Linked DNA regions of Homo sapiens: all the other regions are linked to region 2. The links are chromatin contacts, found by Hi-C or POLR2A ChIA-PET in ENCODE. All regions are on one chromosome and are shown on one strand. Each heading gives the region's core, a stretch centred on a gene start or an enhancer-like site at or near the end of the contact. The rest is flanking DNA. Distances are from core to core; before and after follow the strand shown.

What was found. Hi-C counts contacts between places; a loop is a spot of excess contacts on that map. ChIA-PET counts read pairs that join two places held with the same protein, here RNA polymerase II (POLR2A). Pooled maps may share reads with other maps.
Region 1: a map of mammary epithelial cell shows a loop between it and region 2 (3-fold over the local background). The contact joins the enhancer-like site here to the promoter of CASK in region 2. A Hi-C loop is called at or near these places in 4 of 168 maps with a recorded cell type or tissue (GM12878, ascending aorta, mammary epithelial cell and 1 more), 25 of 37 single-sample maps with no recorded cell type and 17 of 50 pooled maps. POLR2A ChIA-PET finds 5 or more read pairs at or near these places in 4 of 52 experiments (CD4-positive, alpha-beta memory T cell, K562, activated CD4-positive, alpha-beta T cell and 1 more).
Region 3: a pooled map shows a loop between it and region 2 (4-fold over the local background). The contact joins the promoter of GPR82 here to the promoter of CASK in region 2. A Hi-C loop is called at or near these places in 2 of 37 single-sample maps with no recorded cell type and 7 of 50 pooled maps.

The regions. Positions count from the first base shown.
Region 1 is chrX:42,117,884-42,121,382 of GRCh38, reverse strand. No RefSeq gene overlaps it. Among named protein-coding and RNA genes, the nearest start is that of CASK, 200 kb to the right of the region's middle. Within about 2 kb of position 2,207, at least 2 of the 41 ENCODE cell types and tissues checked have a DNase peak (open chromatin) inside an H3K27ac peak, as active enhancers do.
Region 2 is chrX:41,921,609-41,925,307 of GRCh38, reverse strand. It overlaps CASK (calcium/calmodulin dependent serine protein kinase), which reads left to right and starts at 1,754. Exons shown (of 27, transcript NM_001367721.1): 1 at 1,754-2,378. The coding sequence starts at 2,320. RefSeq lists silencers at 1,400-1,979, 2,250-2,299.
Region 3 is chrX:41,722,084-41,725,665 of GRCh38, reverse strand. It overlaps GPR82 (G protein-coupled receptor 82), which reads right to left and starts at 1,485. Exons shown (of 3, transcript NM_080817.5): 1 at 1,377-1,485. All of the region lies in intron 5 of CASK (calcium/calmodulin dependent serine protein kinase), which reads left to right.

The sequences.
Region 1 (3,499 bases), core at 958-3,457, 200 kb before region 2:
TAGTATCACCATAGAGTTAGGTACTTCTAATCACTCATGTGCAAGAAAACCACGTAACCAAGTGCTAAAAAAATTAAATGGGCTTGACTACATTGACACTGTGACAGCTAGCTCAACCACATGGGGATATATGTAGTATAATTCCAAGGTAAAAGTGGAAATATTTCCAAAAGGAAAATAAGTTCTCTTAAGTTAGAATTTATAAGTGTTTACCATACAAGGAATCAAGTATCATGCTTAACGTGCAGCAAAACATATCCATATGATAGATAACTAGCAATATTATCTATCACTAACAGACATCTGATACATGAATGGGAAATCATTAGATTTACTCAAAATAAATTTTCTCAATTGGGATCACCTCAAAATCTACATTTTACTTAACATTAAAGATCTTCCTAGATTTTTCTTTTTATTTTGGTAATTCCAGGAGAAAGTGCCTGAGTGAAAACTCACTCTGTTCCAATAGCCACATCTAATCTATCAGAAACTTAAGGAACCTTGAGTATCATCGATTCCAACTCTTCCATTTTAAAAATGAGGAAATTGAAGCCCAGAGTAGCGTGATGCTTTATGCAAAGTCACACAACAAAGTTTCACAGGTGGGACTGGAATCCACAGCTTCTGGATCAACTTCCACATTCTTTCCATTGTTTATGCACTTGACTTTTTATCTCCTGGACCACATGACTTAGAACACTGATTCTCAAACTTTAGCATGAATGAGAATCACCTGGAAGGTTTGTTAAACATATAGATTGCTGAGCCCCACCCCCAGAGACTCTAGTTCAGTATGTCTTGGGTGGTGCCAGAGAATGTGCGTCTCTGACAAGTTCCCAGGTGATACTGATAATGCTGGTCCAGGGACTACACTTTGAAAATGCTTTCTTAGAAGGTAATGAGCTAAGTAATGTTTTGATTTTACTCAAAAGTGTGACAACTGGAACAAGCTGAATTTTTACCCAGGCACTTTCTCCTGGAATCACCAAGTTGAAGAGAAAACTCTAAAGGCTGTTTAATGTTTGAGGTGATCCCAGTTGAGCAAAATTCTTCAATTGAGTAGATTTAATTATCTCAGTTAATATCTAATAGGCATTGTTTTTTCTTACTCAGCAGTTCAATAATTAAGCATGATTCTCATTGGAGACAAAGCAAAGAATTAAAGACAGGATAGTACTTGTTAATGCTGATAAGCCTTTTGCCCTGTGGAAAAATTGAAGTAGTATTTCTATCTTATCTAAAGTAAGAAAATGGTTTTATTATTTGGGTATTAATAATTATGCCAAAATAAAGTATTTTTTACCTGACCCAAGTAGTAGATGGAACATGTTTGGAATAGTATTATTTGAAATCCTTGGGTTAAAAAATGTTTTATGCTGAAAAATTTGACTTTGAGAAGTGAATAAACAAATCTTCCAGGAAATCCTCCTTCCACTTGAGCCTATTTTATCCCAGGCCTAGATGTGCACTTCTCCAAACTTTTGAATGTATTCAAATCACCTGGGGATTTGATAAAATACAGATTCTAATTCAGTGGGTCTGGGGTGGAACCCAAGGGTCTATATTTCTAATAAGCTTCCAGATGAGGCCTATGCTACTGGTTTACGGACTCTGCTTTGAGTACAAAGGGTCTATACAGCTCTGCTCCCAACAGGTCACCAAGGCTTGCTCTATGACCACGTTCTTCAGAACCCATTTCTTCCTCTTTGTCTTCATCTACCACATCTGAATTGCTTTAGCCCAAGCTCCCCAGCAAGATGAGAACGACTGTGCCCTACCTTGAGAATGGTGCAGGGCTTCCCAGTGCCAACCAATGAGGCTTATAATATTATAACTATATAGTTATAACGTTATAACCATGTTATAGTTATAATCTTTGAATTATATTATAATATATTATAATATAATTCAATGATTCTCCAGGTATGCTCTGCTTCGGCATCCCTTTCAGTTCCTTTTTGTTACTCCAGCTTTGGCCCTAGCCAGCTTTCTATTGAAACCTATTAAGTCATTGCCATGTGATAACTTGTTCTACTCCTGTCTGAAGATATCCCTAGTTTATTTGCTCTCAAACAATAGACCATCTGTTCAAACATTGCTTCTCTGGGTTTCCACACTCTTTCCCAAGGTGATGACTCATGGTTTTGTTTAACAAGGCAAGAATAGAGATCCCTGGGGGCTTTTCTGCTGGCCTAGCACAAGTACTAGACAGTTTTGGTGCTGGCTCCAATGTCTCTCCTGGGCTTTTCTGGGGATACCAACAACCTCACATCTCTCCCACCTCAACTCTTCAAGAATGGTTGCCATTTCTCAATTTTTACTCCTCCTCTGTGCACCCCACGCCCCAAATAGTCACATCTTTGCAGAAGTCATTATCATAACCAGAAGTAACAATGGTTAACATGATTGAACACTAAACATGTGCCAAGTACTTTGTATTGTCTCAGATTTTCACAACGAACCCACAAAATAAGAATTATTATTTCCTTTTTAGGGATAAGGAAACTGAGTCTTAGAGATGAGCAAACTTGCCCTGGGCCACACAGATGAAAATGGCAGAGCTGAGATTCAAACCCAGCTCTGTGTGATTGCAAAGACAATACACTACATTGTCTTCCTTAAGGAACTTTGAGGAATATTTTCTCCAATCTAGATCTAGGGACGTTTGTCTGGCATTGGGTAGCCTGCACTGATACAGTGGATGGTCCCATCCTGACCATTTAGTGATGTAGAATCCTTTTCATTAGCCAGTGACTACTAAGAATCTAAGTATTTATAGTTTGCAGAAAGGAATAGATCACACTCTGTAGATACCATGCTTATCCCCTCATACCCACCAAGATACAGCCCACAAAGATAAACTCGATACTGAAACAAGTTGACGTGTAGAGTATAAGCAAATAATTAGAAATTCATTAATTTAAAAAATAAAATTATATTCTTCACATCATACAGAAATATAGATTCCAAGTCAACAAAAGACCTACAAATCAATCAACAAGCATATATATAGTTAAAATTATTATAAGGAAATATAGAGTGATAATTTTGTAATCTAGAGGTAAGAAAAGTTCTCTTAAGCAAGACCTAAAAAACAGAAACAGGCAGGGTGCAGTGGCTCACGCCTGTAATCCCAGCACTTTGGGAGGCCGAGGCAGGTGGATCACCTGAGGTCAGGAGTTCGAGATCAGCCTGGCCAACATGGTGAAACCCTGTCTCTACTAAAAATACCAAAACTAGCCAGGCGGCAGGCGCCTGTAATCCCAGCTACTCGGGGGGCTGAGGCAGGAGAATCGCTTGAACACGGGAGGTGAGGTTGCAGTGAGCCAAGATTGTGCTATCGCACTCCAGCCTGGGGGACAAGAGCAAGACTTTGTCTCAAAAAAAAAACAGAAACAATAAGGGGAATAAAATCAACGTATTTGCCTACAGGTGAATTGGAAACTTGTGTATGGCAAAACACACCATAAACAACTTTAAAAGACAATAAAGAGAC
Region 2 (3,699 bases), core at 505-3,004:
AGCAGAGCACTTACTTATTTTTGCAATCGTCTGTCTCTCTTTTTTTCACCTGCACTTTCTTTTCTGTTTTACTTTATGATTGTCCTTTTCTACCTCTGAGCATAGGTCCCTGTAGAAGACAACAAACCCCAAAATGAAGTCGACAAGGCTTGGTATAGCTCAGTCTTGGGCTGGGGAAAAGAAGTGAAGCTGACAAGGTGACTTGAGAGGGTCCCTGTGCACTTCAGGGCAGAATGGAGTGACGCCTTATTCATTAGACATGAGCTGGACATGCCAACTTGTGGTGAGTAACTCTTGGACCCTTAAAGGAGGCAATGTTTCTCAAGTTCTGAAGCCCCCGTCTCTAGAGAATGCACAAGCTCTTTGAGAAAGGAGGAAAACCGTGTGCAATTACACTTGTCCTCTGATCTGCATTTAAAAAAAAAAAAAAGGTTTAGTACCCAAATCCTTAGCAGGCAAATCTCTCAGCCTTTTGAGGGAGTGGTCAAGGGTTTGCACGAAACGTTTCTGAAGAGAAAATAGGCTGTGAGTCTCCACATCACCCCCTCCACTTTGGTATTAATAAATACTTTTTTTAAAAAAAATACTGCACTGAGAAATTTACCAGACGATTTCTGGAAACTGACTTATGAACTAATTGGGCACTTTTGCTGTGCGGAGGAACAAAGACACTATTGGTCTTCAACTGAGGCATATACCTGTCTGATGGCGCTGGCTCATTCCGCACATGCTCAGTTGAACAGAAATCTTCATATTGAATGCAACCTAGCACAGCGGCAACACCCAGAACCTCACTCCCTGGCTGCTCCTGTGCCTGCACTCCCTCTAGTTGCATTCTGTTCCTGACAAGTCTAACATTTATAGGGAGTATAGAGAGCAGAGTAGGTCCTGGGAGTTTGAGGACAATATACAAATGAGCTTAAAGTCACGGTTTGTCCCTGCCTTCCTAGCTTCTCTCTAGGTTGGTCTCTAGTGAGGGTAGGCGCTGGATAGATATTTGTTGAGTTTGGGGCAGAACGTGGGAGAAGCTGTCTCTATAGATGACCGTTTGCTGTCGCACACCTTCCTAGGCAGTTTTTGTTTAGTCCTTTTCTTGGACGACCTCCCCTTACCCCCAGCCCTCATCTTCATTAAGGAATGACAGGGTAGCACTAAAAGCATCCGCTGCCAAGCACGGATTCAGTGACAACCTCTCTCCACCTCTCTTTTAGCTTTCTCATTCATTAGCACCCTTTCCCTGCCTCTTTTCCCAGCAAAAAACTGGGAAAGGCTCCCTGCGATTACAAAAGAAGGAAAGGGGAGCGGCCAGAGTTTCGTGCCTCTTGCCGGACAACGAGCGTGCAGCCGTGGACCTTTTGTCTCCAGCCCCTTTCGCGGCTTGGTCGCGGCTAGGCGCGGAGGCGACGACCCCAACCAGCCCCGCCTCGGCAGCTGCAGCCGGCGCGCCCCACTCAACCCCCCGCGCCCTCTAGAATCCCGGTGCCCGCCCGTTCGCCGTGACGCGGCCGGCGCCCCGCGCATGCGCCGCTCGGCCCGCTCCCCTTTCCCTGGGCCACCGCCTCCCGACCGGTTGGAGTGGGCGGAGCCTGTGGTTCTGGAAGCCGCGCCGCCGACGGGGGAGGAGGGCGTGTCTGCGCGAGGCGGGTGAGCGGGGCTGGCGAGCCGGTCGGCTGCTGAGGCGTAGGGGCGGAGCAGAAGGCGGCGGCCGCGGCTCCCGCCCGCACAGAGCGCCGGTCCCGCGAAGCCCCCTCCCACTCCCGGGCGGGCGGTGGCGGCTGCGGGAGGAGGAGAAAGAGGAGGGAGCGTCTCTGCCGCCGCCTCCTGGTCCCCAGCGCCGATCCGCCGCCGCCGCCACCTCCCTCCGCGGCGATCCTCGCTCCATGGTCCTGCCGCGGCCCCCTCTGTAGCCCGAGCTGCTCCGCGACGCGACGGAGCCGGCCTCGGACAGAGGGAGCGGTCGCGGCCTCGCGGCCCGCGCGGGCTGACGAGCGGAGAGCGCGACGCCGCGCGGTCCCCGAGGATCCGCACGCCGGGCAGCGCGGCCCGAGCAGCGCGAGAAGCAGCGGGCGGGCGGGCGGCGCCGGGCCCGGGCCGCCCTCGCTCCCGCGCCCCGGCCCCGCCGCCCGCGCCGGGGCGGTCGCCTGCAGAGGAAGGCGCCGCAGTCTCTGGGCCTCGCGGCCCCACTCGAGCGTCCTCGGCACCGAGGGCTCGCGGGTCCTGAGGGGAGGAGGCGATCCCGGGGCTGGGCACTGAGCTCTTGGGCGCCCCCACCCCCGTTTTCGAAGCCCTCCACGCTGCGGCCGCTATCCCCTCCGGACCATGGCCGACGACGACGTGCTGTTCGAGGATGTGTACGAGCTGTGCGAGGTGATCGGAAAGTGAGTCTCCACGCGAGGGAGCGGGAGTGTGGAAAAATGCATTTCAGTGATGCCCCGGTCTTCCCGCACCCGCTCGGGGCCTGCCCCCTGCCCTCCCTCCTTCCCCTCTTCCCCTCTCGTCCTTCTCATCCTGGAGTATTTATAGACGTGTACCTGGAGCTCCTGCCAGGCGGGGGCCTGGGGGTTCTCAGCGGTCCATTGAGGCCACCGAGCCGAGGTTGGCCACCCCGTAAGGCGTGGGGCCGGCTGCCTGCATTTTATCTGACGGTTGCACAGGGACGTGGCACAGCCGATTTTATAGTTGCTTCAGTTGGGGTTATTGTTACCTTGCATGTACCATAGACCATTTTTGAAACAGAGCAGCTTGCATTTCCTTTGCTTGTGTGGTGAGAGAGTCCAGGGTTTTAATTGTGGGGTGTGTGTCTATTGTGCGGGATATTAGACAGATGCCTTTGTGTACACCCCATGCTCGGATTGGAGGGGGTCATTTAAGACGGGGTGCTTTCAGTTTCAGCAAATTCCCTCCTGGTGTACACGAACGTGGAAAGAGTTGGGGGCATTCGAATTTTTAATGCCTTGTTATGCAATGACTGTTCAATCAGTGCTCGAGACTCCCCTCGACTGTTGTTGGGATGGTGGTTAGCGTGGTAGAGCCGTCTGCTTTGAGTCACCGGGCTGGTCTAGAATATAGAACTGACAGTCCAAATGCTCATCCTTTCATCTGTGTTGTATAATTACGCTGGGGAAAAGCAGGGAATCAGATTAATCACAGTGCTGATTGAGAATTAAATCTGCAGTTCCTCATCTAATTGTCCATTCCTTAAATCTATTTTGAATAGTTTCCTTTTCATTCTTGTCAAACAGTACTCCAAGTGCACAATCCTGCTAATTTGCTTGTGAAGGAAATGCTGGCAATCTGAAGTTGATTTCCTAACACAGCGTGTATTCTGCGGCTTTAGAAGTTGAGGAGATAAGATTTAAGAGCAAATTTTTGCTTAATAAGGATCGCTAGAGCTAACATTGAAATATCTTACCTCTTTTTTTTTTTTTTTTTTTTTTTGGAAGCGGTGCTTTATTGTCTATTTTAAGGTCCACAGTTGGGAAATGAAACCAAGACCTTAAAGCAGTTGGCCCTATCTCTTTTAAGTTGTCTGCAGTACTCAATTTCAATTTGAGTGCTAATTTGTTTCCTTTTCTTTCCATATTGAGGTATTACAGTGTTGCCTCACATGGTGAAATTGTGGGTAGAGCTTGCTACACACTTTACTCAGACCCAATTGATGTGAGGACATGTTACTCCTTGCCCTATTGTTACATGACC
Region 3 (3,582 bases), core at 236-2,735, 200 kb after region 2:
TATACAAACTGCTTTTATTCTTATTTTTCTCCTTATTTCCTCACTTCTTTCAGGTGAGAATAACAAAAGTTACTGGATTCTGGTCAAATAAGAACCATGATCTCTATTCAGAATGTGCCATATTCTCTGTGTTCTTCACCATAGCCTTCTGAGCACCACATTCTCCACTCTTTCATGATCTAGAGCAAGGTTTCTCAATCTTCTTTTTAATCATGTTCTCTTTTGATAAACATAAAAACTGTACCATACACAACCCTTTGAAATTCTTATATCCCCCCAGCCCCTCAGGGCAATTTTACTCTCTACCCCCTTCAGAATTATGGTTTGATTTATTTTCTGCATCTTGGATTACAGAAATTGGGGTTTTTTTTCAAATATGATATTATAATTTTATAATAACTTTTTAAACCAATCCACACCCAAAGTCTTGAAAACTTGAGGACTGTGCAGTGTCTGTGGGTTTAAATAACAAGATTCTTAATTAATGTTTACCACTGTCTTTATAATTTTATTTCTTTGCTATTTTTATTTAGAAAACAGTCCATATGCTTCATTGTAAGTTTGTATCTGAATCTAGTGCAACCTGATGAATTATAATCTGGTTTCAGTTAGTGTAGACCCTGGTATAAATATATAAAACCTAATCTGTAACTTCACCAGTTCAAAAATCAGTCAGACAGTGAAATGAGCCAGTTTATTTAAGAAAAAATTATCTGCTCACAGTAGGTTTTGATTTTACATAAGGATTGGAGCTTCCTTTTATGATGCTGTTAAAGAAAAGCAGTAGCTCCTACCTTGTGCAGATAATGCATAGTATACTAAAAACTGCAAAGGTAATGGTGCTTCTGTATGAATATTAAATGCTTCCAAACAAAAGGGACATAGACTTCTGCAGAGGCTAGCTTTATCAGACAGAAGTTGAGTCTCTGTAGGACTCTCAGTGTAGCAGTCAACAACTAGGTCACCATCTTTACCTTCCCAAACTTGTATCTACTATGTACATCTCCTTCAAAAATAAACTTGGATCATAAAACTACTAGATAACTATTTTCCAGAATTTGGAAAGTACTATTAAGAAATCAAATAAAAATTACATGTTACAGATGCAAAACTGGTCTCCAGAAAATGTCTCTAAGTCTATATTCCCCTCAGGAGAATGTCTATCTCAAGTCACTCATGCATACATTTTGTCTCTGCTAATTTGACAAATGAAAAAAGTTCTACAACTCTTAACTTCAGTTACTAATGACTGTCTACATAGTTAATATGCTGACTGCCTTTCTTAATGATCAGCTTTCAAAATTTAAACCATTAGGTCCTGTTTATTTTTATAGAGTTTAATTTTTAAGCTAAAAATGAATAATAATCACTCTTACCTGTATGAGTAGTTTATGCCAACTAAGGTTATATTGTTCAGGGCAGTGATGCCAAATTTCAGACTTAAAATTCTCTGATCTTCACTCTTCCAATATCTTTAGTCAGTGTGAATAGATTCTTGCATGACACCAACTACAGTGGGAGGAAAAGGGGAAATTAAACAGAATATTGAAGAAATTCAATAGTTATGGTCAATGTGGCAACTGCCTCCTCAAAAAACCCTCATTTCTCTATTTCTGTAGTGGGAGGAAGTGGTGAACAATATACATATTATACTTCCTTATGATTATTTCATGAACTAGTTACACTCCAGTAACCTTTGTTTGCACGATTGACTGAAGTTAAGTTCACAGGTTTAATCCCCCATGGCCAGTTTTATATGACACAGTGATAGAAGGAGCCACTCTGTAGTAACCCAATACAAATATTGGTGCAAACTCGTTTGTAAAATTGTTTGTGGATGGCTTATTTGCAATCCATCTTTATCAAAAATAGAAACAAAACTCAAAGTTTTCTTATAACTTACTAGAATCAAATATTATAGAGCTAAAATAGAACTTCATGATCATCTGTGGACTGAGACCCTTTGTTTTAAAGTTGAAGAAGCTGAGGCCCAGAGGAACTCACTGTAAGCACAGACTGCACCCAGGGTTGGGTCCCAGTTTGGTTACTAATGAGTTAACCCACTCTGTTTCTAATTGCCCTGCACTATCTCCATTTGTCAACATAATACACTGTTTGGGGCATTTCATAATGGATTTGGCAAATCCTGGGAAGTGCCAAGTATGCCTCAGATCAAATGAATAGTTATAAAGAATTGTGAAACCATGACTAGTCTAAAACAATAAAAATTTTAAAAATAAAAAATAGAATTGTGAAACCAATTTTTTTGTTCAGGATTGTCGAATCAGTCTGTGACCTACTAACTAAATGAAAGCTAAGTGTGTACATCTGGGGAGGAAGACTTGCATCAAGCACTCCCTCTCATCCTTGAGTAGTTAAACCAGTGGGAGTCTGAAAAAGAGAACAGAAATCTAATTTCATCAAACCTGAGCATTTTAGTTATCAGTAAATCTTCACTTAAAATTTACAGAAGTACCTTGCCATTTCTCATAAACCCGCAATGCTTACCTTATTTCATGTTTATTTCATAAATTCTCTATGATGTTTGCTAATATTTCTCTCCAAAACAAAAGTGAGAACTGCCTAAAGTGTCCAGATTGTGTTCTGCTGCTGTTCATCTTTGCCTTGCCACCATTTACTTAAGAACAGTGACTCATCCAGGGTTACATGGCCGTTCATTACAGAGTAGTTTGGCTTTTAGAATTCCCATCACTTTTACTTCAGTAATGTATCATGTTCCAGGAAGGAATTACATAGAACAAAAAACAGTTTTAATTAATTTAGAGAAGAACAGAAATGGAATGCTATTTCTAAGTGATTGAAAGATAGTTGTAATATTATCTGTTCAGGCATAAGCGTCTTTGGTCCGAAAAAAGAACGCTCTTGTTTTCCTCCATTGTCTCCAAACTCAGTAAATGATACCATCACTCCTTCAGTTATTCAAGCCAAAAACTTACGAATCATCCTTAATTCCTCTTTCTTTCACATCTCACATCTAATCAATTGCTGGTACTACAGCTTCTACTATCACTACCATCATTCATTAGCCACATTTCATGAGAGCTTACTATGTGCCAGATATCTCGCTATGTGCCTTACATCCAAGTCTTATTTGGTTTTCACAACACCCTGTGAAATGTCTCATTTTAAAGGTGAGGAAAACTGAAACTCAGAAAGATCTCATAAGTTGCCCAAGGTCACACAGCCATCTGTCCTCACAGGATGGTGATTGGCTCACCTCAAAGCAACTAATTCAAGAACAAGTCCATAGCTGCAATGCCTTTTTGTGATCTAGCCTCTGAAGTCAACAGTGTCACTTCTGCAGTATTCTATTGGTCACACAGAGCCAGCCCTGCATCAGTGTGGGACGGGTAAATATCAGGAGGTGATGATCACTGGGAGCCATCTTGGAAACTGGCTATCACAGATGTCAATCAACCGTTGAAACAAAGGAAGAGTCAGAAGTACTGCTTAAAAACCGTTGTCAGTCCACTGGTTGTTTATTGGACAAGCATACCTGGATAGGTGTAAGTTTTGCCAGTTCTTACACTATTTTGGTTTTTAGGTCTATTTTTGTTAAAC